Linked DNA regions of Homo sapiens: regions 2 and 3 are each linked to region 1. Evidence: read pairs that join two places in POLR2A ChIA-PET (ENCODE). Cell type or tissue: CD4-positive, alpha-beta T cell. All regions are shown on one strand. Each heading gives the region's core, and the rest is flanking DNA. Links, peaks and the distances in the headings are about the cores only. Region 1 overlaps TRABD2A (TraB domain containing 2A). Region 2 has its middle 20 kb from the start of TMSB10. Region 3 overlaps DNAH6 (dynein axonemal heavy chain 6).

What was found. ChIA-PET counts read pairs that join two places held together with the same protein. Peaks named below come from ENCODE experiments on the same cell type or tissue, not always from the same donor. Only the 100,000 strongest peaks of a DNase experiment are listed, where the experiment ranks them.
Region 2: POLR2A ChIA-PET joins it to region 1 with 23 read pairs; 5 of 35 experiments call an interaction of 5 or more read pairs at or near these places.
Region 3: POLR2A ChIA-PET joins it to region 1 with 10 read pairs; 6 of 35 experiments call an interaction of 5 or more read pairs at or near these places.

The regions. Positions count from the first base shown.
Region 1 is chr2:84,841,143-84,851,898 of GRCh38, forward strand. It overlaps TRABD2A (TraB domain containing 2A), which reads right to left. Exons shown (of 7, transcript NM_001277053.2): 3 at 719-865. Among named protein-coding and RNA genes, the nearest start is that of TRABD2A, 35 kb to the right of the region's middle. RefSeq lists enhancers at 5,379-5,880, 5,881-6,380. In CD4-positive, alpha-beta T cell, for the core only: no CTCF peak of the experiment used is centred there; DNase peaks (open chromatin) are centred at 3,209, 5,179, 5,763 and 8,709; H3K4me3 peaks cover 1,449 bases; H3K27ac peaks cover 7,942 bases.
Region 2 is chr2:84,920,096-84,930,851 of GRCh38, forward strand. No RefSeq gene overlaps it. Among named protein-coding and RNA genes, the nearest start is that of TMSB10, 20 kb to the left of the region's middle. RefSeq lists enhancers at 1-469, 4,984-5,033, 5,968-6,629, 6,381-6,430, 7,071-7,120 and 1 more and a cis regulatory region at 1-370. In CD4-positive, alpha-beta T cell, for the core only: CTCF peaks have their summits at 5,855 (motif pointing right), 6,067, 7,103 (motif pointing left) and 7,302; DNase peaks (open chromatin) are centred at 4,206, 4,786, 5,856 and 7,056; H3K4me3 peaks cover 2,642 bases; H3K27ac peaks cover 1,585 bases.
Region 3 is chr2:84,737,054-84,745,053 of GRCh38, forward strand. The region is part of intron 62 of DNAH6 (dynein axonemal heavy chain 6); the gene reads left to right. Among named protein-coding and RNA genes, the nearest start is that of TRABD2A, 140 kb to the right of the region's middle. RefSeq lists an enhancer at 4,460-4,509. In CD4-positive, alpha-beta T cell, for the core only: a CTCF peak has its summit at 4,645; a DNase peak (open chromatin) is centred at 4,598.

The DNA.
Region 1 (10,756 bases), core at 1,430-9,429:
CTATTTGCATGTAGTCCTAGAGAGGAGGCGAAGGCACCATGGCTTGTCCCATGGGAAGCCTGTTGATAAAAGCATAACAAAGATCCGTACCACTTCCCTCCTGGAAGGAGACCATGATCTTCTGAGGCTGAGCAGCTACTTCCTTCCACTCAATGGCCCACAGGTAAGGCCTGAGCTGGGCAAACACTCAATCCACCAGCTCAGCCACACTCATCCTGCAATACCACAGGATGCAATGATCCACGTCTGCAAATGCTAGCAGCCTTCCCAGCTCTGATGCCCTAAGCCTGTAAGCATTCTGTGAATACACAGCTATATCATGTTCACATGTTCCTAGAGGCCACTGAAGCTGCAGTCAAAGTTCTGCCCCATCATTTTGCAAAAGTATGACCTAAGTCAGCCAGGAGGCCATCAGACTCAGAACCCTTCCCTTCCTCAAGGCTGGTTCATGTGGCCTACTGTTAAATCCTTTGAAGCTTCATCCTTTGGCTGGAATACTGGAATTAACCCTCATCAATGCCCCTCTCTGTTCTTACAAGGTTTGTAAAGCTTTCATTCGCTGTAGTGCCTCATTCAATGACATCTAAATCTGCCCACTTTATTTCTAGAGCCCTCATGACCTCAATCCTTTGTACACAGGATGTACATGTTGCCAGGTAATGTTTTTATTCCTATAATTAAATGTGTGCTGAGCTTGGCAGGGGGAAAGGGTGCTCACCTGGGAGCTGTCATGGCTGAGGATGACGGAGCTGAGGTCCCCGCAGTTATAGTGTTTGATGAGATCCTCCGTCGTGTAGGGGATCTGAAGACTGCCTGCTCGCAGGCTTTCCTGCTGCAGGAGGGTCTGGTTCAAAGCAAAGATGACCTAAAAGAAAGGTCTCTTTTAAGTTCACTAACAAGGCAACTGTTTGCTGCCATCTTATTTCTTTTGTCCATGGCTGGAAATACCTTCACCTTTGTGCTCGTTATGTAAGGACGTGGATAGTGCTACTTAAAAAAGGGAACACAAATCCCTGGACAGCATCCAAAGAAAAGGAGAACAGTCCTTCCCAAATCAGCCCCAATCAGACACACCTAGGGAACTGCCTTATGGAGGACACAGACAACCTGGAACTCTTCCATGAGTGTGACCAAGAGGTGAGGGAACCCAAGAGCTGGCTTGTGAGGAATAGAAGCTAGGAGGTGGGGCAGCGAGAGGGCTGGGGACTCACAGACACACCTACCAGTGGGTCCCAATTATGTAAAGGACTGGGCAGAAACCAGTGCATTATCCACATCTTTTCTAACCATCAATGCAGCATTCCCAGCTAATGGCGTCATTAGATCCATGGGATATTAAGGGAAGTTAATGTGAAAAAATGGGAAATGAAGGCTAAAGAAAATTAAACACCAGCCTGGCCAACATGGTGAAACATGTCTCTACTAAAAATACAAAAATTAGCTGGGCATGGTGGCATGTGCCTCTAGTCCCAGCTACTTGGGAGGCTAAGGCTAGAGAATCGTTTGAACCCAGGAGACAGAGGTTGCAGTAAGCCAAGATTGTGCCATTGTACTCCAGGCTGGATGACAGTGAGACTCTGTCTCAAAAAAAAAAAAAAGAAAAGAAAAGAAAATTAAACAGGTTTTAATTTTACAGAACTTCTCAGAGTCTTTAATATACTAATGTGCGATGTGGGTCTCCTTGATGGGGAACAGAGTATGCCAGGTTTCCCAAACATATTTGAGGCATACATCACAAGAGAAAGCTTTGTTGAAACATATTTTGGGAAAATCCAGATTCAAGATCCTGATGCCAGGAACCCTATCTCTCCAGCTCTGACCCAGATCTCCAGTGTCCAGGAGAATTCATTTTACAAAGCAGGGAATTCTCCTGGGCACTGGAGAGCTGGGTCAGAGGTGGGGAGGTAGGGTTCCTGGTATCAGGTGGGTAGTGGGGCTGGCCACCCCCTACGAGGCTCCAGACAACACTTACAACCCGTGGAATTTTCTCTCTCACTTTCCCCAGGTACAGATGCAGCTCTATAGCCTCTGACAGCTCCCCTTTCTTGTGCTTCCCCAGTAATCAGCATACAGGATGCTGCCTTTGCTGGAATATCTCCTCACTCTTTGCTGCAATACAGACAGGCTTGGTCCATCTGTGTTGCAGCAAAGACTGACTATGAGGTCTTTAGCAAGATGTTTCAACTCTCCAGAGACAACGCATTAGAGGTCTTAAGTCAGCAAATGACCCTACCCAGCCCCAACCCCTTTCTCCTTTCACATGTTCTCCTCATTCTGAGTGGTGAGGAGACAAGGCTTCCTGGTTTGCCTCCCATGGGCCAAGGTGGCACAGGCCCACTGCGTACCCCTTGTCTCAGTCCATTTGTGCTGCTACAACAAAATGCCTGAGACTGGGTAATTTATGAGGAACAGAAATATATTTCTCACCATTCTGGAGGCTGGGAAGTCCGAGATCAAGGCACTGGCCTTTGGTCTGGTGAGGGCCTTCTTGCTGCATCCTCACATGGAAGAAGACAGAAGGGCAAGCTAACTGAATGGCTGCATGACACCTCTTTTATTAGGGCCTTAATCCCATAAAGGCCTTATAAAGAGGAGTCTTAATCCCAAAAAGGTCCTTATAAAGAGGAGCCTTCATGGCTTAATCACCTCCTAAAGGCCTCACCTTTTAATACCATCACACTAGCAACATCTGAATTTTGGAGGGGACACATTCAAACCACAGCATCCCTCCTTCCACATAGTTTACCTCCCTCAGTTACTCTAATATTTCCTGTGCCTGTGATGCAACCTTAACCAAAGGAGACAGATCTCTCTGTAAAACCCCTCCATCCTCTCTTCTCTCAATACCTCCTCCTTTTCTCTGGCAGAGGCACCTCCAGTCTCTCTGGAAGGCGTCTCCCCAAGGTTCTGCACAATAGCCTCTTCTGTCTTGGTACCCTCTAGACCATACTGTGTTCCCATCCTTCCCATCCCTCTATTGGTCACAAGCCAGAGCAGGTAACAAATCTGCTTGGTCATGCGGTGATTTGGTTTGGCTGTGTTCCCACCCAAATCTCATCTTGAATTGTAGCTCCTAGAATTCCCACGTGTTGTGAGAGGGACCCAGTGGGAGGTAATTGAATCATGGAGGTAGGTCTTTCCCATGCCGTTCTCGTGATAGTGAATAAGTCTCGTGGTTCTATAAAGGGGAGTTCCCCTGCACACGCTCTCTTGCCTTCCACCATGTAAGACACGCCTTTCCTCCTCCTTCACCTTCCGCCATGATTGTGAGGCCTCCCCAGGCAAGTGGAACTGTGAGTCCATTAAACCCCTTTCCTTTACAGATTACCCAGTCTTGGGTATGTCTTCATTAGCAGTGTGAGAACAGACTGGTACATGTGGGATCACAGCCTTGCCAGAAAAGCAGATACACCCGGGTGCTTGTCTGCAAACTGATCTAAATGAGACAACTCAGCCTTCCACAGGTATAAGCCCCTGCATTCTAAAGCCATACAATTAGGGCCTACCCACAACAACTGGGAATTGCCAACTGACTTCAGATCAGCTGGAGGAACAAACCTTCAAAGGTTTGGGAGGGAAGAGAGAGGGGCATTATGAAACACCTATCAGGTATGCCTGGCCCCAGGCCCAAGTCCCACATATTCTGTCTCCATCTAACTCATCCAAGCCAAATCCTCAGTCTGACTGGCTCACAAATACCTGCTGATGAGCTTTGCTATTCTCTTAAAGGCATTGAGCACAAGCCCAGGTTACCTGGTGCTTAAATACCTTCCTCAAAGAGTGTCCATTAATTTTGAAACATTTTTCTTTCTTAAGGTTTTCTTGGTATTTGGAGAAGATTGAGTTACCCATTGTAACAGACATGTCAGTCTGCAAACTGGGGCAGACTGTGTATGGGCCACATCACAGATTAAATAAGAACTTTAGGCCAGGCGCGGTGGCTCACACCTGTGATCCCAGCACTTTGGGAGGCCGATGCAGGTGGATCCCTTGAGGTCAGGAGTTCAAGACCAGCCTGGCCAACATGGTAAAACCCTGTCTCTACTAAAAATACAAAAATTAGCCAGGCATGGTGGCAGGTGCCTGTAATCCCAGCTACTTGGGAGGCTGAAGCACGAGAATCGCTTTTAACCTGGGAGGCAGAGGTTGCAGTGAGCTGAGATTGTGCCACTGCACTCCAGCCTGGGCAACAGAGCAAGATTCCTTCTCAAAAAATAAATAAATAAAATGACTACTGGAGAGTTTTGTGCATTATAATGATTTAAGATATCAGGTACTCCCCTACTGAGAATTACACACAATCCCTGGTGGAAGATGGACATTAGGACAGTGACCTGGCTAATGGTGTTCATCAGTGACAGGTTTCTGGCCCTGTGGTCCTCAAGGACCAGAAGGCCTGGGAACAGCAAAGTTGGGGGAGACAAGGGCGGGGGAAGAAGGGTAGCAAAATGCCAACTGTGATCCTGAGTTACTCTAGGATTCTGGAAACTGAGTGGTTGATAGACTGAACATCAAGAATGGAAGGGCATAAGGGATGATGAAGGGTATCATGAGAGTTCATTCTGTGTCAACTAATCAAGGACAGAATCAAGGCAAGTCACAGTACTAAATGATCCTAAATTTCAATCATTCATCCCTTCTATTCATTAATTCAGTCAATAAATAGTTATTATATGCCCACTGTTCCAAGCACTGAAGATACAGTCATGAACAAGACAAGATCCTTGCCTTTAATGGAGCTTTCATTTTACCTGAAAAAGGGGGCATTTTTCAAGAAAAATCTTGAAAAGATGGGTGGAAAGGAGGTCTAGTGTATCATAGAAGCTTCTGGGAGGAGAAGGAAAGGCAGAGGCCCAAAGTTAAACTCTCTGATTTCAGGCTTGCCAGGACAGCACATACACAAGCAAATCAAAACCCTTGATCATCCCAGGGTCATTGCTTTCTATTTTTCCTGGAGGGGAGGGAGGTCACCTTGTGTCACTGAGCACTATGGTGAGGAGACCATACTATAAACACTCTTCTTTTAAGGAAGTTTGAACAGTGGGCTGTGCATCAGAGTTAGTGCTGAATCTTTCTTTTGTTGCTAAAAACCACAGAAATGTACTTTTTAAATCTCTAGCATGATTTCCTGTAATCACCACACGCCTTTCCTTTCAGAGCTGCTGCAATGATCCAAATAACAACCCAGGGGAAGCATGGCTTTCATGTGTGCTTATTTATACCCCAACTACTTATGAAAGGCCTTAAGCTTCTCACAGATTAAAACCCAGCACAAGATAAGCCGTTGACCTAAAAGATCAAGAGATACAGTGCCTCGAGAGACCAGCTAAGTGATGAGGTAGAAGGGGCTGGATTTCCTTGGCTGAGAAGAGCAAGGATCCTGCCCCCACTGTGCTCACCAGCAGGTGCCAAACACCAAACACAGTGGTCGCTGTATGTCCAAAGAGACGCAGTCAATGAAAGTCAGAGGAAGGCTCCATGATGAGCCTCAAAGACAGCTTGGCCTGGGGTCATCAGACAAGGCAGCCCACCCCAAATCCCTCCTTCGCTGGCTTAGCTGAGATGTGGGGAAGTCTCTGGGGCACTGTTTATGTTAAGCAAGGCAAAGCCCTCACTGAAACAGACTCCTTGGAGAAAGACCCAAGACGGATTCCTGAAGAAACAGTCTCTGAGTGGGATCAAAGTGTCCTTACAGGGTTTCCTTGGAGCCAGAATACTCCCCTGATGACTCAAGGTGCCTGTTCGCACACTACCACCACAAACCAGGGAGGCAGGTCACTGCTATCCAGCTGTCCCACTCCAGATGGCAGCCCTTTATCACCTGCACTGCCCAGACCTAGTAGTCCATGCCTCAGGCTGCCCTGGAGGGAAGCTGGGCAGGGGCAGGGCCCTGCTGAAGGTGCCTCCCTTGGAGTGAACCTTTGGTCAGGCCATGGGTAGCCATCTGTGGAGCTAGAGGAGGTAACTCCCTCTCCAGTGAGGAGCCAAGTCCAGGGCAGGGCGGTGCTCCAAGGGAAATCTCCATGGGCACCACAGGAGCAATGCACAACCCTAAACTCACTCCCATTCAAATGACTGAGGCCCAGATATAGCATCCTCATAAACTACTATGGCATCTCTGAAGGACCCCTCTCTGATAGAACTAATGACTGTCAGTCATCCTTACATAATTTACTCTCCTTGCTGTGCTTGGAGAAGTCTGAACCAGTCTAACAAATTTGGGGTTTCAGGATGTGGCTTGTGGATAAGAGAATTGCTCAGAAACTCCCACCAGTTAAGTTGACCCCAGGGCGTCTTCCAGGAGGGCCATCCTGAATGGGGCATTGTCACTGATTAAGTCACCTCACATGAATCAGCTGAACACACCTGGGGTACAAGGACTGTTGTTCCTGGAGATCCAAAAAGGCCAGGTGCCATGAGCAGTATGCTCAGCCAGGAGCTGGGGACAGTGGCCAGGAGGGGAGAAAGGCAAAGGAGCAGGCACAAGGGTCCTGGATGGATCCACCCGGCCAGTGCTCACTGCCTCCCACTGTGCCTCCCTTTCTCCATTCAAATCCTTCCTTTACAGTTTCTGTTAACGTTTTTCATGTGTTGTGTTAGGCTCCTAGGGCTGCCATAACAAAATACCACAAATTGAGTAGCTTAAACAACAGAATTGTATTGCCTCACCATTCTGGATGCTAGAAGTGTGCAACCAAAGTGTTGACGAGGTCATGCTCCCTCTGAAGAAGTTGGGAAAGCATCTATTCCAGGCCTCTCTCCTAGCTTCTGGTGGTTCCTTGGCTTGTGGCTACATAATTCCGATCTACATAGTGTTCTTCCCACATGTGTATCTATCTCTGTGTCTTAATTTCCCTTTTTTATAAGAACAGTCATTTTTGAGTAGGGCCAACCCTAATGACCTCATCTTAACTTCCTCACCTGCAAAGACCCTGTTTCCAAACATAGTCACAATCTGAGATACTTGGGATTGGGACTACAATGTAAGAATTTGGGGATGAAGACATAATTCAACCCATAACACATGTCGATCTCAGCGTTCCTTTTTTTCTAACAGTATGCATATGGTAAAAATTTTAAACAGTGTAAAGAAATAGATTGCCTTCCAATTCCCGTTCCCCAATCAGCAACCACTGCTGTCAACACATTGTATCTCTTTCCATGGATGCTGTCTGCACATAAAAATGATAGATAGATAGATAGATAGATAGATAGATAGATAGATAGATAGATAGACAGACAGACAGACAGACAGACAGACAGACAGACAGATAGATAGTCTCCACTTTCGTTTTGCTGCTTTGGCCAATAAAACTCAAACAAAGGCTTTAGTCAATAAAAGCCTTTCCATGAACAAATACTGAAAATATATTTTATATATATAATTTATATTATATATTATATATTTTATATATATTACATATATAGAGAGAGAGACAGAGAGAGAGAAAGAGATGGAGTCTTGCTGTGTCACCTAGGCTGGAGTGCAATGGCATGGTCTCGGCTCACTGAAACCTCTGCCTCCCAGATTCAAGCGATTCTTGTGCCTCAGCCACCCGAGTAGCTGGGATTACAGGCACCCACCACCACGCCCAGCTATTTTTGTAATTCTGTAGAGACGGAGTTTCGCCATATTAGCCAGGCTGGTCTTGAACTCCTGGCCTCAAGTGATCCACCCAACTCGGCCTCCCAAAGTGCTGGGATTACAGGTGTAAGCCACTGCCTGGTCCTGAAACTATATATTATAATGTAAGATAAAACAAGCAGGAAATAAAAAGCCCAAGTCTGGTGAACGAGTAGCCTTCACTGTTTCTGAAGGAAATGCAGCCCGAGCTATCCTAGCCATAGGATAACATCAATGACTGAGGCAAATCACAGAAATGGAGAAGGAAAATTTCTGACTACAAAAAGGGACAAAATCAAGGTTCCCTGCAGTCTTTTAAGTGAAAAAGCAGTTTAGGAAACCCCTTGCTGCAGACCCCCAGATGTATCCCCTACTGTCCCAACCCAAAGCCGTCCTGAGACCTCTGCTCTGGGCTCAGGCTGCCCCTGGCTGACTCCAAGGAGAAACCCAAGCAGAATTCTACAGCTCAGTATTTCAGACAATCCTGTAAGGATTCAGGGCTCATTTCTCCCAGATCTCAGACCAGCCTCCTCTTCCAGACACCCAGATGATTTGATTTGCCCTGAGGCCTTCGAAGCCAATATTTCCCAAACCACAGATTGCAACTCATTCTCCACCACTTCATTGTTGACATAAACCTTGGCATGATCTACCCACCCATAAGCTTGCTTATTTCCCTTCATCTTAGGCACCAGCTCACATCGTGCATCCAGGGCTGCTCCATGCTGAGTAATTGCTGCATATAAACCAAGCCAAGCTTGTAAACCAGCTCTTTTGTACACCAGCTTGTACACCAGATGGGCATCTTCTGTAATCATAGCTATGCTCTCATGAATCTCCACCTACCTCCACCCCCAGGTGACTGCAATACACAGGCAAGGCTGGAAACCACAGACAGGACTTGTCAGAGTTAGAGCCTCAAGAACCTGAAGAAATGAATACCCGACATGTCCAACTCTTGCAAATAAAAAAATGCCTTAGAGAGGTGCTGGTCTTGCTGCACTGCAATCAATTGCTGGCTCAAGTCGCCAACAGGTGTCTGAATGCCAATTCCCTGCACCATAGCTTTTAGAGTCTGACTCACTCTCGCCAGAAGGGATGTGGGCTGTTGAGGTGTTGGCAGAATGGGCCAGCATGCTTCCGCCAGTCGTAGTGTTTTCTACGGTTTTTCCAAAGAAACATAAGCCTTTCTATGGACTAGCCTAGAAATCACCCTTTAAAACATTATTTCAAAAGAAATTCACATTTTAAGTTTCCAAGTCCAGTTGGTGGAATGTTCCAAGGAGATTTCCTCTCTAATGCCGTCTTGCCAAGCTACTAACACTGATGTACCTCCAACGGGTTCTCTTGAACAAAAAATTGCCAGGTAGCAAATGCCTTCACCTAGGTCCTTGTCACTCACTGTCAATCTTTCAACAGCACCTGGGGGAAAAGCACAATCCCCTGGGAAAAAAAGGACAAAAGGAAGTGTGGTGGAATATTAGAACTCTGAGCATCCAGGAGATGGACAGCAAAGTACTCAAAGCTGTTAGCAGGATGGGTTTACAATTATAATAATCATCACAATAATAATAATAGTATTCCTCACCCTTCCTCCACCCCCACAGAGTCCGCCTGTCCTCTAGGAGGTTGAACTGCACTTGGGGAAGAAGATGGTGGTGGTCCTACCCTGACAGAGTAGCTCTTGGGTTGGAGAGGGGGCAAGAACCAATGGGCGTGTGACAGCAACCAGTCACAGAGGGCAGTAGCGGGTAATGCAAACACTCAGTAGGAGTTTGGGGTCAAGGTGGAGGCCCCAGAGAGAGATGAGCTGTCTCAGTCACTCCCTTGCCCTAGAACTATAGTTTGCCCCTCCCCTCATCAAAAAACAGGTGGCGCCATGAACGGTGAATCTATGTTACTGTATTACCAGCTCCTGATGGCCAAGCAGTAGGCATGCTCAACCCCTCCATGGGGGGCCTTCAGCAACAATGATCCAAGGAAGGAGAGTGTTTGAGAGCAACATTATCCTGATTAGCAAAAGAGAAGTGATTGATGTGCAGAACTGCATCCAAATGGTAACAGTGGCCATGGCTTCCACCAGCCCCTTCCTCCACCACCTAACATCATGCTGCTGGCCTGACCAGCCACAGGCTGTGAAAAGCCTGCTGGATGTGGCCAGGCCATTAGGGGAAGAAGCCAGAGACCTCCAAGACCTTAGCACTAACCAGGCTGCTTCCCTAGAAGTCTATAAAGATTTCTGTCCTGTCCTGTCCTGTCCTGTGCTATAAGAAACAGTAGCTATGCTTAAAGCTTGCTACTTGCCATTCTTGCTACCTGCAAAAGTGTCTGCTTCAGATACACAGAAAGGCCTTATTTATTGAGAAAAACTCTTTATCATTGGAGGCCACTAGTGGAGGGTCCCAGCAAAATCCAGGCCATCCCAACTAGGGATACAATGGACGTCTGTATCTATGGCAGAGGACAAGCACAGCCCAGTCTAAGTCTCTGCAAACACTCAAGGAGATGGGCTCAGGGTCATACACAGCTGTTGTTCTCTGAGGCTTACCTGAAAGAGGCATTGCATTTGGAAGGACCCAGAAAAAAATGAGCCACCAGTGGGTGATGTCACCTTGGTGAGAGTCTCAGTGCTTTTTTAGAGTGTACCAGAAGGCTGAATTTAAGACCTTAGATGTCAGCTGTTCTAATCTCTTACCCAATGCTTAATCCCCCCATAGCATCCCAACCATCCAAGCTCTTCTTTTTGAACACTTACCTTCTCAAGTCACTCACTTGTAAAATGTCTTGTAAGACATTTTTAACTATTAGAAAGTCCTTTCTTTTTGAGTTCCCTGTCCATGACTGCCATGTACTCATTTGCATATATCAGTACATTGTGTGTTTGCACACATGCATAATTTGTTAGTAGTAGCTGTCAAAATGGAAAATGTGCATGTCCTACTTCTAGGAATGTCTCCCCCATAGAAATACCAGCACAAGTATGTAATATACACATGTTCAACGAGGTTCCCTGGGGAACTGTAATGGTGCTCTGCTGGTACTGGGGCTGTTCAGTCAAAATTGAATTGACCATAAATGGGATTCCTACATTGAATGGAAGATTGGATTTGATGACCTCAAATGTAATTACAT
Region 2 (10,756 bases), core at 1,613-9,612, 79 kb after region 1:
CAGAACGATGAGCCATTTAAAACTTACGGATTGTTTATTTCTGGAATTTTTAATTTAATATTTTCAGACCAAGGTTGACCAGGAGTAACTAAAACTACAGAAAGCAAAACTGAATAAAGTGGGGAGTCGAGAACCTAGAGAGCTGGTAAAGCATTCTTTCTAGGTGTGTCTGTGAGGGTGTTTTCACAGGAGATTGGCATGTGAGTGGGTGGGCTGACTGAGGAAGATCTGCCCTCAGTGTGGGCGGACAACATCCAATTGGCTGTGGGCCCAGATAGAACCAAAAGGCAGAGAAAAGGCAAATTCTTTTTTTCTCTCTCCTGAAGCTGGGCCATCCTTCTTCTTCTGACCTTGGACATCAGAACTGCAGGCTCCCTGGCCTTTGGACTCTGGGTCTTACATTAGCAGCCCCCAGGTTCTTGGCCTTTGGCCTTGGACTGAGAATTACACTATCAGCTGCCCTGGTTCTGAGACTTTAGGACTTGAACTGAGCCCCACTGTGGTATTCCACGGTCTCCAGCTTACAGACAGTCTGTCGTGGGACTTTTCACCTCCCTAATCTCATGAGCCAATTCCCCTAATAAATCCCCTCTCATATATCTATATACAGTCGCCCCTCATATCTATGGGAGATGGGTTCCAGGTTATGTTGCCCAGGCTGGCCTTGAACTCTTGGGCTCAAGCTATCCTCCCATCTCAGCTTCCCAAGTAGCTAGGACTATCATATTCTTTTTTTTTTTTTTTTTTTGAGACGGAGTCTCGCTCTGTCACCCAGGCTGGAGTGCAGTGGTGCGATCTCGGCTCACTGCAAGCTCTGCCTCCCGGGTTCATGCCATTCTCCTGCCTCAGCCTCCTGAGTAGCTGGGACTACAGGCGCCCACCACCACACCCAGCTAATTTTTTTTTTTTTTGTATTTTTAGTAGAGACGGGGTTTCACCATGTTAGCCAGGATGGTCTCGATCTCCTGACCTCGTGATCTGACCGCCTCGGCCTCCCAAAGTGCTGGGATTACAGGCATGCGCCACTGTGCCCGGCCCATATTCTTTTTTTTTTTTTTTTTTTTTGGAGACAGAGTCTTTTTCTGTCGCCCAGGCTGGAGTGTAATGACATGATCTCAGCTCACTGCAATCTCTGCCTCCTAGTTTCAAGCGATTCTCCTGCCTCAGCCTCCCAGGTAGCTGGGATTACAGGTGCCCGCCACCATGCCTGGCTAATTTTTTGTATTTTTAGGAGACACGGGGTTTCACCACGTTGGTCAGGCTGGTCTCAAACTCCTGACCTCAGGTGATCCACCCGCCTCGGCCTCCCAGAGTGCTGGGATTACAGGCATGAGCCACCGTGCGCGGCCAAACTATATTCTTAAACACATTTTGTTCTGGCTTATTGCTGCATATCAAATAACTCCAAGACTTAGCGTCTTAAAACAATCACTATTTTGTTATATATCCTGTAGGACAGGAATTCTTATCTCCCTGCAGATAGCAAAATCCAGAGATGGTCAAATCCCTGCTATAAAATGGCATAGTATTTGCATATAACCTATGCACATCCTCCAGTACACTTTAAATCATCTCGAGATTATTTATAATATCAATGTAAAGGCTATGCAAATAGTTGTTAAACAGTATTGTTTAGGAAATAATGACAAGGAAAACAAAGTCTATACATGTTCAGTATAAAAGCTTTTTTCCCAGATATTTTCAATCCACAATTAATTGAATTCCCTGATGTAGAAACCCTGGATATGAGAAGCCAACTGTATATATACATATCCTATTGGCTCTTTCTCTCTGGAGCACTCTAACATGCCTTCCAAAACATTTACAAAGCAAATATGATCCTGAAAACAAAATCTACTGTGAATATTGTTGCAAACTTCTAAATAAAATACTAGTAAATTTAATCAAAAAAGTATATTACAATAACAAAACATGGCCAAATAAGGTTTATTCCAAGGATGCAATAAAATTTCAATACTAGGAAATCTGTTGTCATAATTCAGCATATTAACTGGTAAAGCAAAATATGCTCATCTTTATTTTTATTTATTTTTTATTTTTGAGATGGAGTTTCGCTCATTGCCCAGGCTGGAGTGGAATGGTGCGATCTCAGCTCACCACAACCTCCACCTCCCGGTTCAAACAATTCTCCTGTCTCAGCCTCCCAAGTAGCTGGGATTACAGGCATGTGCCACCAAGACTGGCTAATTTTGTATTGTTAGTAGAGACAGGGTTTCTCCATGTTGGTCAGGCTGGTCTTGAATGCCCAACCTCAGGTGCTCCACCCGCCTCGGCCTCCCAAAGTGCTGGATTATAGGAGTGAGCCACTGCACCCAGCCAAAATATGCTCATCTTGGTATGAGCCTGTGATGGTTAATTTTATGGTCAATTTGAGTGGACCCAGATTAAACGTTGTTTCTGAGTATATTTGTGAGGGTGTTTCTGGATGAGAATTGCATTTGAACTGGTGGGCCCAGTAGATTGCCCTCCCCAGTATTTATGCGGCCTCATTGCTTGAACTGGGACATCTTTTATCTTCTGCCGCCTCAAAACTGAGATTCATATCATCATTTCCTCTGGTTCTCAGGTCTCTGGACCCAGACTGAATTATAGCCCAGGCTTTCCTGGGTCTCCAGCTTGTCGAAAGCAGATTGTGGGACTCCTCAGCCTCCATAATTGCATGAGTCTACTCATAATAAATTTATTCTTAGGCCAGGCTTGGTGGCTTACACCTGCAATCCCAGCACTTTGGGAGGCCAAAGTGGGTGGATCAAGGTGGGAGGTCAGGGGTTCGAGACTAGCCTGGCCAACATGGTGAAAACCTGTCTCTACTGAAAATACAAAGAATTAGCTGGGTGTGGTGGCGGGCACCTGTAATCCCAGCTTCTCAGGAGGCTAAGGCAGGAGGATTACCTGAGCCCAGGAGCTGGAGGCTTCATTGAGCCATGATCATGCCATAGCACTTCAGCCTGGGCAACAGAGCAAGACCCTGTCTCAAAAAAAAGAAGGAAGGAAGGAAGAAAGGAGGGAGGGGAGGGAGGGGAGGGAGGGAGGGAGGGATTGATTCTAGTTATATAATTCTATGTATAAAATATGCACATTTAAAAAAATATAAGGAAGACATAAAGTTATATTCTTTTGACAAAAAGAATTGTATGTAATACAGAGATTATGTAAAGCCTATTTATGAAAGAAGGTAAAAAGAAACTAGTAAATAGGTGAAAGAGATGTAAAGAGAGTCACAGATGTAAAGATGTATTTTTGGTAACAAAGATTAAGAAGAAAAGAGAATAATTTTGTATGAGAAATAATCTTATGTGGTAAATTTTTGTCCTACAGTAAAATGACTGTTTATTTAAGAAAGAGGGAAATTTATGACAAAACAAAAAGTTCAAGCATGTTGTAAATTGTCTGTGTAAATCATGATAAGGTTCATAAAAAGAAAAGCTATAAAAAATTTTGTGTATGATTAACTTGGCTATAATTAAAAGGAAATAATTTATAATAGTCATGATAAATGTGCTTAACTGCACAAGCAGCCAAAGGGCACAGGAACCACTCTGATTATTCTGTATAGAATTCATTTCCTAGGCCGGGCGCTGTGGCTCACGCCTGTAATCCCAGCACTTTGGGAGGCCGAGGTGGGAGGACCACGAGGTCAGGAGATCAAGACCATCCTGGCCAACATGGTGAAACCCCGTTTCAACTAAAAATACAAAAATTAGCCAGGCATGGTGGTGTGCGCCCGTAGTCTCAGCTACTTGGGAGGCTGAGGCAGGAGAATCACTTGAACCTGGGAGGTGGAGGTTGTGGTAAGCCAAGATCGCACCACTGCACTCTGGGCGACAGAGTGAGACTCCGTCTCAAAAAAAAAAAAAAAAAAGCAGCTGGGTGTGGTAACACACACCTGCAATCCCAGCTACTCAGGAGGCTGAGGCAGGGGAGTCACTTGAACCTGGGAGGCAGGAGTTACAGTGAGCCAAGATCAAGCCACTGCACTCCAGGCCTGGGCAATAGAGTGAGACCCTGTCTAAAAAAAAAAAAAAAAAGAAATTCAATCTGGTCCTGCACCCCACTATTAACTATATCTACCACATCAGTGCTCCTACAGGGGAGGCTACTTCCCTGAACACAGAGAGTGGGTGAGAGTCTCAGGTCCTTGAGGAAACTGCAGGCTTCTGGCTCCTCCCAGTCCTGGGGAGTTTCCCAAACCTCTCTCCCTTTGTCTTGACACTTCCTCTCATTCTCTTCCCCTGGGGTCAACCCACGTAATCCCGGTGCAGCCCATTCCTTCCTGGATTAGCCCACTAAAATGCTAAAACCCATCAGAGTTTCCTTACCACCAACACTGCTCGTGAACAAACCTGTCACCAGGACCTGAACTGTACCAAGGGATGCTTTTCCCCACTATAATCTTCATCAACCTCTTAAATAAAATAAGCACTTATAATATCCTCATATAAACATGAATAAAGGCATCTCTGGAAATGTTTCTGTTTTAATTAAGCTGCAAACGCTTCATCCTTACAAGGCATATAGAGTTTCAAGGCAAACCCATAGTTGCCCCCCACATCCCCAGACCACCCCCTCCTGACTGAAGCAGAAAAATAGGGTCTGGAGGCAGGGAACCTAAGGCCGATTCACGCTGACTTTCTAGAACTAAATCAAAAGGAAAACCCCAACTTTCCACACCTAAGTAACAAAAGGACTGGAGGCTACTCCCTTTGCAAACCCCACCCCCCTTTTCTGTGGGGCCGACGGAAAATTGAAAGTATCTCTGATTGGTTGATTTCTGCAACCAGATATTTGCATAGGAGTGTAACTTTGTAACTTCACTTCAGCCTCTGATTGGTTGCTTTCCACAACCAATCAGACACTTACAAAGGTGTAAGTTACTTTGTAACTTCACTTCAGCCTCTGATTGGTTAATTTCTGCAACCAATCAGACTGATAGTGGGCCACTATTTCTTTTACTTAGAGTGTACACCAAGTCGCCAGTGGGAAACCTCTAGAGGGTATTTAAACCCCAGAAAATCCTATGCTTGGTCTGTTCGCACCCTGTGGAGTGTACTCTCGTTTTCAATAAATTTTTGCTTTTGTTGCTTCATTCCTTCCTTGCTTTGTTTGTGCATTTTGTCCAATCCTTTGTTCAAACTGCCAAGAACCTGGACACCCTCCACCCATAACATAACCAGATTGCTGCCTTTGAGCCTCTTCTTTTTTAGAAATTCTAAAGGCGCTACTGAGAATATGATGCATGTCCCTTCAGCCACTAGCTGTTCCCATCTCTTCTGGGAGATGTTCAGCGCTGGGTCCTCTCCACCTGCCCACAGGTTTAGGGAGCCGAGGGAGCCTTCCAGAGCCTCTAAGTCACCTCTCTAGGAGGCTGTCTGCCTGGCCCACACACAGGCAGGCCCCATTCTTGGCCTCCCCAAGCCAAGAGGGCACAGACTGATGATCCAGGGCAGGTCTAGGCAAGTGGGGCATGCAGGGATGTTGTATTAAAGCTTAAGCATCATGAGAGGATCTGATGACTCAGGGAGCAATTTCTTGAGCCCATATTGTCCACCTGGGAAGAAATTGTGGCTGAGGAGTATTCAGGAGCAGCTATGGGGGAGAGAGGGGCAGAAATACACCTCAAGGTAGGCCTCTACTGGGTTCAGGAGGTCCCGGGGCTAGGCAGAGAAAGGCAAGCTTGAGACCCAACAGCGCCACCCACCATGCATAAATCGGTTCCCTAGTCATCAATTCGCTTATGAATACGGAGGCCCCGGAAAGGTGAAGGGTGCCTTCTGGTGGCCAGCTGTGGAGGTGGCCTCGGAGAAGGGTGACCCGAGTGACAAGTTGCAGTGAGCGCTGGCTGCGTGCCCAGCCGCGTTGCACAACTCCCGGGCCACCAGGGGGCGCCATTCTCACACATTCCAGAGCAAACGGTGCTCCTTGGAGTTGAGCGGCGCGACGGTCCTGCAGCAGCTAGCCTGGGATGTACCCACAGCTCACCGGGGAGTCCGGGCCACACGTCAGCTGGATCTTGAATGAGATGAAGACGGGGAGAAAGGGCCTTCCGGACAAAGGGCTTACGCCCTGGATAAAGGGCGTGGAGGGGCGTGGCACGTTCAGTCTGGACACAGCATAAAGTGCATTGGAGAGAGGCGGGAGACAGGATGGAAAGGAGGGTGGGAAGAGCTATGAAGCTCCCCAGGGCCTTGCTAACGCGTTTGGACTTTATCCCGCGCCAGACTTTTTAAAGGTGGTAAGTAGTTTACAGATGTGCGTTTTGAGGCCAGCACATTTTGTTGTTGTCGTTTGTTTGTTTGTTTTTCTTTGAGACGGGGTCTCACTCCCAGGCTGGAGTGCAATAACGTGATCTCAGCTCACTGCAACCTCCGCCTCCCAGGTTCAAGCGATTCCCCTGCCTCAACCTGTCGAATAGCTGGGGCTACAGGCGCCCACCACCACGCCTGGCTAATTTTTGTATTTTTAGTGGAGACGGGGTTTCACCACGTTGGCCAGGCTGGTCTCGAACTCCTGACTTCAGGTGATCCTCCCGCCAAGGCCTCCCAAAATCCTGGGATTACGGCCATCGTGCCGGGCCAGCAGCACAGCGTCTTAAGCAATTTTGGATATGAATACCTTCGAGACGAGCTTGCGCTCCCACAGACCCCACCACTCCTACAGTCTGTAATTACCCCCAGCTGCACCCATATGCGTAGCTTCCCTGGTCCAGAGGGACGTGCGTGTGTGACCCTGCAGGATAGTGGGGTGGCCCTGCATGGCATGGCTGCCAGTGCTAAGAGGGGTGTGCCGCCAGCCTCTGATCCCTCTCACCGGCGGGCCCCCCATCATCATCACTATATGATGACCTGAGGCGTCCAGGCTCCCGAGGAAAGCCTGCCGCCCTGGTTCCTACAAGGGACGCCTAAACACAGAGTCCTAAACACAGAGTCCTAAACACATGCAGGGTTGGAGGGAGACTGACGAACTCAACTACCAGCCTGCAGTCGGCAGCCATCAGCGGATTGCAGGTACCCCGCGTGCGTGTCTCGGCTACAGTGCGGAAGACAAGAGGCCTTAGGAAGTGGGAACGGGCGCCATCTGGTGGTCATCTCTGGAGTGACAGCAGAGAACTGGAACATATTTTATATTTTGTTTCCACTGCTCCATGACTTGACTAAAGCAGAAACAATTCGGAGAGTACTGTAGTATTAAATACCTAAGGGCCACACCAGGCCAGAAAGCAACAAAAAAGAAATGCTAAAAAGAAGTTCTTCAGAGAGGGATCCAAGAAGGAATAAGTGAAGGTAAAATGAAATCCTTTTTCTTATATTTAATTAATCTAATAGATAACTGATAAAAGTTCTAATAGCAACAATGTATTAGGCAATTGTAGCATATGTATAAGTGAACTGAATAACCGCAATGTTATAAAGGATGGGAAGGAGGAATTGTGAATGCATAAATGGTACCTGCACCACTTGTAACACTTGTGAAGTGCTGCAGCGTTATTTACAAGTGGAAGTAGCCAGACACAAAAGGGCAAATATTGTATGAGTCCATTTATATCGTTGCCTACAATAGCCCAAATTAGAGAGAGAGAAAGTAGTACAGAGTTTACAGGGACTAAGTCAAGGGAAAAATGGGGAGTTGTTATTTAATGGGTAGAGTTTCTGGGATGGTGAAAAAATCTACAGACAAACAGTGTTTTTTTGTTTTGTTTTGTTTTGTTTTTTGAGATGGAGTCTCGCCCTGTCGCCCAGGCTGGAGTGCAGTGGCCGATCTCGGCTCACTGCAACCTCCACCTCCCCGGTTCAAGCAATTCTCCTGCCTCAGCCTCCCAAGTAGCTGGGACTACAGGCGCCCGCCACCACACCCCGCTAATTTTTGTATTTTTTAGTAGAGACAGGGTTTCACCATGTTTGCCAGGCTTGTCTCGAACTCCTGACTTTGTCATACGCCCACCTCGGCCTCCCAAAGTGCTGGGATTGCAGGTGTGAGCCACCGCACCTGGTCCAGCAGTGATGTTTATACAACATTGTGAGTGTACATGATGCCACTGAATTATACACTTAAATATTGTTAAAATTTGTCAGGCATGGCTGGGTGCAGTGGCTCACACCTGTATTCCCAGCACTTTGGGAGGCCAACGTGGGTGGATCACCTGAGGTCAGGAGTTCAAGACCAGCCTGGTCAACATGGTGAAACCCCGTCTCTACTAAATATACAAAAATTAGCTGGGAATGGTGGCACATGCCTGTAATCACAGCTACTCAGGAGGCTGAGGCAGGGAGAATTTCTTGAACCCAGGAGGCAGAGGTTTCAGTAAGCCGAGATTGCACCACTGCACTCCAGGCATTCCAACCCGGGCTACAGGACAATACTCATAAAATAAAATAAAATAAAATAAAATAAAATAAAATAAAATAAAATAAAATTTGTCAGGCATCGTGGCTCATACCTATAATCCCAACTCTTTGGGAGACAAAGGTGGATCACTTGAGCCCAGGAGTTTCAGATAAGCCTGGGCAATATAGTGAGACCTCAGCTTTACAAAAACTTTAAAAAGGAGCCAGGTGTGGTGGTGTGCACCTGTAGTTGCAACTACTCAGGAGGCTGAGGTTGGAAGATCCCTTAAGCCTGGGAGGCAGAGGTAGCAGTGAGCCAAGATCATGCCACTGCACTCCAGCCTGGGCTACAGAGCAAGACCCTGTCCAAAAAAAAAAAAAAAACAAAGGTTAAAATGACAAATTTTGGGGCCGGGCGCGGTAGCTCACACCTGTAATCCTAGCACTTTGGGAGGCCGAGGTGGGTGAATTACTTGAGGTCAGGAGCTCGAGACCAACCTGGCCAACATAGTTGAAACCTCATCTCTACTAAAAATACAAAAATTAGCCGGGCATGGTGGACTGCACCTCTACTCCCAGCTACTCGGGAGGCTGAGGTGGGAGAATCACTTGAACCCGGGAGGCAGAGGTTGCAGTGAGCTGAGATCACAGCACTGCACTCCCACCTGGGCAACAGCATTAAGACTTATCTCAAAAATAATAATAATAATAAATGACAAATTTTATGTTATGTATATTTTACCACAATAAAAAATGAAATAGGCCAGGAGAGGTGGCTCACACCTGTAATCCCAGCACTTTGGGAGGCCAAGGCAGACGGATCACCTGAGGTTGGGAGTTTCGAGACCAGCCTGACCAACATGGAGAAACCCCATCTCTACTAAAAATACAAAATTAGCCAGGTGTAGTGGCACATGCCTGTAATCCCAGCTACTCGGGAAGGCTGAGGCAGGAGAATCGCTTGAACCTGGGAGGTAGAGGTTGCAGTGAGCCAAGATCGCACCATTGTACTCCAGCCTAGGCAACAAGAGCGAAACTCCGTCTCAAAAAAAAAAAAAAAAAAAAAAAGGAAATAACACGTGGCCAGGCACTGTGGCTCATGCCTGTAATCTCAGCACTTTGGGAGGCTGAGGCAAGCAGATTACATAAGGTCAGGAGTTCAAGACCAGCCTGGCCAACATGGCAAAACCCCATCACTACTAAAAATATAAAAAATTAGACAGGCGTGGTGGTGCACACCTGTAGTCCCAGCTACTGGGGAGGCTGAGGCAGGAGAATTTCTTGAAGCTGGGAGGCGGAGGTTGCAGTGAGCCAAGATTGCGCCACTGCATTCCAGCCTGGGCAACAGAGCAAGAAAAAAAAATGTGACATGAATAGAAAAGTTACAAATATGGTAGATATTAATCTAACTATATCAATAGTCATTTTAAATCTGAACCATTTTTTAAATCTACTCTGATGGTGTGATCATCAGAGTGGATTTTTAAAAGAACCCCAATTAGATGGTGTATACAAGAAATCCACTTTAAATATGAAAACTCAGATTAATTAAAAATAAAAGAATGAAGTAAGATATATTATGCTAAAACTAATCCAAAAAGAAAACTGGAATAGCTATATTAACTTTGGACAAAGCAGACTTCAAAACAAGGAAAATATCATGGATAAAGAAGGCAGTATGTAATGACAATGGAGTCAGTTTTCCAGAGGGATATAACAAATTCTTAACCTAGATATACCTAACAACAGAGCATCAAAATATGTGAAGCAAAAACTGATGGAACTGCAATGAGAAATAGACAGATTCACCATTTTAGTTGGAGACTTCAGCGCCCTTGTATTAGTAATTGACCCACTCATGAGGCAAAAAATCAGTAAGGATATAGTTGAACTGAACAGCATCATCAATCAATTGGATCTAATTGACATCTATAGAATATTTCATCCAGCAACAGCAGAATACACATTATACTCAAGCTCACATATAATATTCACCAAGATAAACCATATTCAGGGCCACAAAACATGCCTCAACAAATTTAAAAGAATAGAAATAATACAAAATATGTTCTGAGACCACAGTGGAATTAAATTAAAAACCAGTAAGAGAAAGATAGCTGGAAAATCCCAAAATATATGGAGAATAAACAACATAATTTTAAATATTCCAAATAAATAGGTGAAAGTAGAGCTGTCAAGAGAAATGTTTACATATTTTGAACTAAATAAAAATGAAAATACAGGTCAGGCGCGGGGGCTCACGTCTATAATCCCAGAACTTTGGGAGGCCAAGGCGGGTGAATCACTTGCGGTCACAAGTTGGAGACCAGCCTGGCCAATATGGTGAAACCCCATCTCTACTAAAAATACAAAAATTACCTGGGTGTGATGGCGGGCACCTGTAATCCCAGCTA
Region 3 (8,000 bases), core at 1-8,000, 110 kb before region 1:
ATCAAATGCTTTTCCTCGTCTATTGAGGTGATCATATGGTTTTTGATTTTAGTCCTGTTTATGAGGTGAATCACATTTATTGATTTCTATATGTTGAATCATCCTTGCATCCCAAGAATAAGGCTCACTTGATTATGATGAATTAACTTTTTTATATGCTGCTGAATTCAGTTTGTTAGTATTTTGTTGAAGATTTTTGAGTCTATTTTCATCAGGGATATTGGCCTTTGTTTTCTTTTCTTTTTGTGTCTGTGCCAGATATTTGTATCAGGATGATGCTAACTTCATAGAATGAGATAGTGAGGAGTCCCTCCTCCTCAATTTTTTGGAATAGTTTCAGTGGAATTGGTACCAGCTCTTCTTTGTACATCTGGTACAATTTGGTTGTAAAGGGCTTTTTTTTCCGTTAGTTGGTTGGTTGGTAGGTTTTTATTCCTGATTGAACTTCATTACTCATCATTAATCTGTTCAGGATTTTTGTTTTTTTCGGGTTCAATCTTGGGAGGTTGTGTGTTTCCAGGAATTGATCCATTTCTCTAGATTTTTCTAGTTTGTGTGCATAGAGATGCTCATCATAATACCCTCTGAGGATCCTTTATATTTCGGGGGGATCATTTGTGATGTCACTTTTGTTATTTCTGATTATGATTATGGATCTTCTGTATTTTTTTCCTTGTTAATCTAGCTTATGGTCTATCAATCTTGTTTATCCTTTCGAGAAACCAACTTTTTGTTTCATTGATCCTTTGTATGGTTTTTGAGGTCTCAATTTTGTTCATTTCTGCCCTGATTATAGTTCTTTTATTTCTTCTGCTAGTTTGGAGTTTCATTTGTTTTATTTTTCTATTTCCTTTAGGTACAAGGTTAGTTTGTTAATTTGAGACCTTTCTAACTTCTCGATGTCATTTCTAACTTCTCGATGTAGTTTTTCAGTGCTATAAACTCTCCTTTAACACTGCTTTGCTGCATCCCAGAGGTTTTGATACATTCCATGTCTGTTTTCATCTGTTTCAAAAAAGTTTTTTACTTGTGCCTTGATTTCATTGTTTACCCAAAAGTCATTCAGGAGCAATTTGTTTAGTTTCCATGTAATTTTATGGTTTTGAGAGATCTTCTGTGTATTGATTTCTATTTTTATTTCACTGTTGTCTCAGAAGATGCTCAGTATGATATTGATATTTTTGTGTTTATTGAGACTTGCTTTATGACCAAGCATGTGGTCAATTTTAGAGTATGTTCCATATGCAGATAAGAAGAATGGGTATCTTGTGGTTGTTAGGGAGAGTATTCTGTAGATGTCTATTAGGTCCAAATGGTCATGTCGAATTTATGTCCAGAATTGGTCAATTTTCTGCCTCAGTGATCTATCAAATGCTATCAATGGGGTGTTGTGTGTTGTGTGACTATTGTTGTGTACTGCCAAAGTCTTTCATTAAGCCTAGATGTGCTTGTTTTATAAGTCTGGGTACTCCAATGTTGGATACACATATATCTAGGACACTTAAGATGTTTTGTTGAATTGAGCCCCTTATCATTATTTAATGCCCTTCTTTGTCCTTTTTTATTTTTGTTGGTTTAAATTCTGATATAAGAACAGTAACCCTTGCTTTTTTTTGTTTTCCGTTGCGTGACATATCTTTCTCCATCCCTTTACTTTGAGCCTATAGGTGTCATAACATGTGAGATTGGGTCTCTTGATGATAGAAGAAGAATGGGTCTTGTTTTTTCATTCAATTTGATACTCTATGTATTTTAAGTTGAGCATTTAGGCCATTTATGTTCAGTGTTAAAATTGATATATGAGGTTTTGTTGCTGTCATAATGTTGTTAGCTTAGTTGCTTTGTAGTCTTTATTGTATAGTTGCTTTATGGGTACTGTGGGCTATGTGCTTTCATGTGCTTTCATGGTAACAAGCATTATTCTTTTGTTTCCACATTGAGAACTCCCTTAAGCATGCATTGTAGGGCCAGTCTGGTGGTGGAAAATTCCCTTGGTGATTACTTGTTTGGGAAACACTTTATTTCTCCTTCATTTATGAAGCTTAGCATGGAAGGATATGAAATTCTTGGCTGACATTTATTATCTTTAAGAATACTAAAAATAGGCCCCAGTTTCTTCTGACTTGTAAGGTTTGTGCTGAAAAGTCTGTTTTTAGTCTTATAGGTTTCCCTTTATAAGCAACATGACCCTTTTCTCTAGGTGCCTTTAAAGTTCTCTTTCACGTGGACTTGGGTTAGTCCTATCCCTCCTATCCATCCCCAAGTGTGTCTTGGGAATTGTCATCTTGTGTAGCATCTTACAGAAGTTCTCTGGATTTCTTGTATTTGCATGTCGACCTCTCTAGCAAGATTGGGGAAATTTTCCTGAATTATATCCTCAAATATGTTTTCCAAGTTGCTTATTCTCTCTTCTTCTCTCTCATGAATGCCAGTAAGTCATAGGTTTGGTCACTTTACATAATCCCATATTTCTCAAAGGCTTTGTTCATTTTTTAAATTCTTTTTTACTTTTGTCTGACTGGGTCATTTTGACAGATTGGTCTTCAAGTTCTGAAAGTCTTTCTTTTGCCTGGTCTAGTCTGTTGTTAAGGCTTCCATTTGTATTTTGAATTTCCTGATGCGAATTTTTCAATTCCAGGACTTCTGTTGGTTTTGTTCTTAATATAGCTATGTTGTCTTTCATATCTTCTGTTCTGTTCTTAATATAGCTATGTTGTCTTTCATATCTTGGATCATTTTTCTGGCTTCTTTGTGTGGGATTTCAACTTTCTCCTGGATCTCATTGAGTTTCTTTGCATCATATTCTGAATTCTATATCTGTCATTTCAGACATTTCATTCTGGTTAGGATCCATTGCTTGGGAGCTAGTGGGATCCTTTGGAGGTGATGAAACACTCTGTCTTTTTGTATTGCTGGGGTTCTGCACTGGTTACTCCTCATCTGAGAGAGCTGATACTTCTCTTTTTTTTTTTTTTAATTTGGTATCACTTGGTTGGGGCTTCTTGTTTATTCGTTTTTCCCTTGGGGGTATGACTGTGATGTATATTGTGTATGATTAATTGGCTTCATTTCTAGGTGCTTTCAGAGTGCCAACTCTCTGTACAGGTTCCTTGGTTGCAAGTAGGTTCATGCAGTGACTTTCTCAGAGGTTGTTTGTTGTAGCAATGTAATTTTATTTGGTGGCGTAATTCAGGATGCAGTCTAGTAGATGGTGCTTAAGAGTAAGAACTGATGGGTACAAGCAGGGGTGGAAGCACTAGAGAAGTACAAAAAGCACCTCTGCAGAGCACATTCACCCTCAGTAGGGCAGAGCTGCTGGAGAAGCTTGAGACACAGACTCTTTCAACCCGCATTCCCCAGACTCCAAAGTGAAGAGTCACTTCCAAATCCATGACAGGGCACTGAGAAGAAGGGTGGCGGAGCAAGTGTGACCCCCTCTCCATGTCCATTCCCAGGCTTTGGTGGTACCACCTTCAGTGGCTGGCACTGCACCCATGTTTTCTTTTATCCAAGGGGGTCTTTGGTGGGCTGCACTCTCCCCTCCTTTAGGGACAGTCTGCAGCAAGGGTTAGATCTCCAGGGGAGTGGAGTCTGCCTCCCTCCCACGCCTCAGAGCTGGTGGGGCACTGTTCCCCAACTGACCAAGGAAACAGGCTGGGACACCCCGTTATGACCCATGCAGACCAGTTCTAGGTTGCAAAGCTGTCTCTGACTGAAAGTCTTGCCCTCTGGGAAAAACCTCAGCTTCAGCAACTCTCCTCCCACTCCAGTCTTGTGATGGGAGAGAGCGTAATTCCACCACCTACTACTGGGGCACTCTCCACACTCACTGCTCAATTCTGCCTGTGGGGACCCTTCTCCCCTTCCAGAACAAGCACTTTAATCTCACCTAAGACCAAAATGCTTGCTGTGGCCACCGCTGCCAGGTTACCAAACAATGGCTCTAACCTCTCAAAATGGTGTCAGCCATGGGCTTGCACCTAGAGAGTGGGGAGCCCCTCTCAGGCGAGCAGCATGGACGAGAAGCTGTGAGGAGTGTGGTCCACTCAAGTCTCAGTCTCATAGCAGCTCGTAGCAAGGCATTGGACATTGTCCTAGGTATATATAGGAGAGCCTTGGTCCCCTTTCCCTGCTTGGCTGGGTGGCAGCAGCAGTCACATCAGCCCAAACTCAGGCCAAGGATGAGGCACAGCTCAGCACTACATTCTCAAAATGGTGCCTTGGGCCTGAAAACAGGGAGGGCGGATCACTGCCCAGGCAGGCAGCATGATCAAGAAGCTGTGGGGAGTGTGGTTCATTCACATCTGTCTCACAGCAGCCTGCTACAGAGCTGTGAGTATTGTCCTAGGTATGAGTAGGATGACCTGGTCTCCCTGTTCTTCCTTAGCCAAGCAGAGGCTACAGCCACATCAGCCCAAACTAAACAAAGCATGGAGCTCAGCCCAGCATTAAACTCTCAAAAGGGCACCTTGGGCCTGGGGCTAAAGAGGGTGGGGCACCATTCAGGCAAGCAGCATAAGCAGGAAGCTGTGAGAAGTGTGGTCAACTCATATCTCAGTCTCAACAGCAGCTCATAGCAGGGCAGCAAGTACCCTCTAGGGGGTGCATGAGTGTGCCCGTTCTCCCCTCTCCCTCCCTGGAGCAGCACAGTGGCTGCAGCTGTGTCTGTAAATCCCCAGGATCTGGGTTCTCAAAATGGCACCCAGCTGAGGCTGCACCAGGCTCGGATTCCTGTGGGATTGTGTGTGGGTTCCCTTTCTAGAGAAATGTCTCTGTACAATCTTTAGGCAGTTCCATATGTCAGGCACAAGGCCCTAGTGGGTCAAGGGTTTCTCCTGTAGCCAAGATCTTAAAACCCTGTTTTGGAGCTCCAGGGATTTCCCTCTTACTGTTTCCCTGCATCCAGGACCATCTCCCAGCCCAGTCAGTTCCTGGCTGCGCAAGCTAACTTGAACCCTCTCCTTACTTACTTCTGGTACTTCATGTCTCTTCTCTAATGAATCCAAGCATTCTCTCCTAGATTACCTGTTTGAACTGTGAGTATCTGCTTACTATTCTGGCTCTTCTCCATGGAGGCAGCACGCAATACCTGCATCTAGTCAGCCATCCTGACCTAAAACCTCAAAATACATCTTCTAATATTAATATTATTACAGCAAGCCTCTCTTAGTACTCCCACTCTATATATTTCTGCACTCTTTACTTTCCATTTTTTGTGTGTCATCATTATGTTTTTGGTGTATCTTAGTAGGATTTTGTTGTTGTTTTGAGGAACATGAAAGTCTTTCTTTTAACAGACAAATTTTAATTTGATTATATTTATTATGGCTATTGATTTATTTAAGTTCTTCTTGACTGAGGAAGATTTCCATTTGACAATGTCTAGAGACATTTTTGTTTGCCACAACTGGGGTGGTGCTACTGGCGTCTGGTGGGTAGAGACCAGAGATGCTACTACACATCCTACAGTGCTCAGAACAACCCTCCACAACAAATAACTACAGCATCCAAAATGTCAATATTAGTAAAGTTAAGAAACTCTGATCTGTTTGGACTTACATTGGTCATCTTTATTTTGGGCATATTTTTCTGCCAGCTTTTTCTTTGCTTCCTTTTTTCTTCTTTCTTCTTCCTTCTTCCTTTCTTTATATCCTTTATTTCTCCTCTCCTTCCTTTCTTCTTCAGTTGCATCATCCACACTCTTTATTTTCCCCTCTACTGATTTGAAATTCTATTTTTATTTTTTGGTAATTACTCTTATACTTCTAATATGAATATTTATTTAACTAAGTAAACCCATTAAGTGTGGTGGTTTAAAGTCTACATTAACCAGAATTTCTAAGATCCTAATAGATTTATTGGATTTCTAAATGAAGACTAGGGGGAGAAAAAGCTGTTCAATAAATGCATTAACTTATTGAAAAGTGCATTCCCCCCTAGTCTTTTGTCCCCCACTAGTAAAAATTGTTTCTATGTTATGCACCAGTTAAATGAGACAGCTAGAGGTAGAGATAGAACACAAAAAGAAAAATACTCATAGAAGAAACCCAGAGATGGACAGTTAGGGACAGACCCAAAGCAGAAAGGGCTAGATGGAGCCTCATCTACACAGAGGCAAAGGAAGAGGGAAGGTGTGGAGGTTGAAAAGCAAAGTAATTATAGGGACAACTCATAATTTTTTCATAGAAAGCACCATGTGTTATCCATATCTTTGAGACTAAAATTGCAACAATTTAAAAAAACTTTCCTGTTTTTATGTGTTAGATTTCAAGGTTTGTTCCAGAAATGCTACAGACTTATGAAGGTTTGTACATAGTTTGATAGGTGGCTGGTATTCTAAAAGTGAGCTTTAGATATTTACAAGTGATGTCTAATTCCATTGTCAATCTTACCTTCAGAAACTTCCTAATTGCCTTAATCTTTTGTCTTTCTTGATTTCTAAGTGCTTCGTGTCCTATTGGGAGTTATTTAAAATATACATTATTAAGCTAGGTGTGGTGGCTCATGCCTGTAATCCTAGCACTTTTGGAGGCTGAGGCGAGTGGATTGCCTGAGCTCAGGAGTTGGAGACCAGCCTGGCCAACATGGTGAAATCCCATCTCTACTAAAATACAAAAAATTAGCCTGGTGTGGTGGTGTGCACCTGTAGTCCCAGCTATTCAGGAGGCTGAGGCTGGAGAATTGCTTGAACCTGGGAGGCAAAGGTTGCAGTGAGCCGAGAACACGCCACTGCACTCTTGCCTGGGCAACAGAGCAAGAATCTGTCTCCAAATGAATAAATAAATAATGCATTATTAGATACCATCTTCTAATGCATATTTTATACATTATTTTCTCCCATCATTTCCTGGAGTCCTAATGATTACACAATAAATAATGAGAACCTCACTGGAAAAGGAGTCCTTTTGCAATACATGGTTCTGCTACCTGGTCTTCAGAATAATGCAGACACCTTTAACTAAAGAGTATTGTGACATGGTATGCTTTGTCGTCTCATACCTTGTAATTGTCTATATTCCATATATAAATTATAAATCTTGCAAAGATGAACACTACCCCAAGGCCATGGTCAGAAGTGTCACTAAATTTTTGTGTCACTAGCTTTCTGATTGCTATGATTAAGCCCCCAGAGGAGAGCCCCTGCAGACAAGCTAGAGAAAGTTGCTTTCTAGCCTGAAATGCAAGCCAACAATTGTGCCTAACGGCCAACCCAAGAAACCTGTTTCCTTACTGGAGAACACACTAGTTATTTTGGCTTTCTGAAAGGCTTATACCATATGCATTCTGTACCTACAGAAATGTCAGTGCGAATTCTTAGTACATGTTATAACCATTGTAAGAACTAACTGTGATCCTAACTTTCATACAAGATACAAATCCATTTCTTATAAATATTCTATAGCCAGGGAGCAGGGGATGATGTATCGTTTATTAGGGCATAATGTAAATATGTCAACGTATTCAGCTATTATTTATAGTGTTTGAATTACATATGCTAGAATTTTCAGTTTACTTCATTTATCATAGACTGATTTTATTTTTTTCTTGCTTTTTCTTCTACCTCTAACAGTTATTATTTGACATATTTTTATGCTATTTTCTGGCTCACCTGGGTTCATTTTATTATGTTTTTATTATGGATTTGTTATTTTTATTAATATAAGAACCTACTTTGTCCCATTTAATTATGTTTGCTTTGAATTCTAGTTAATATTACCCTTATCACTTCAATCTTCTTTTTGCTCACATTTGCTTAAGTATCTCTATGCATCCTTTTATTTTTAACCTTCCTAATATTTTGTTTTGTTTTTGTTTTTTGTAAGTGGTTTGCTGCTATTTTCTGATTACATTTTAAATTCTTTACTTTTTGATTAGGTTGGGTAGCAGGGGAGACTGATGTATTTATAGTATACTTGTGGTTAAAACTGATAGTAAATATAGAGATATTTTTAAATTACCAAACATTATTTAATTTCAAAGCCAAAACAAATCTAATTAAA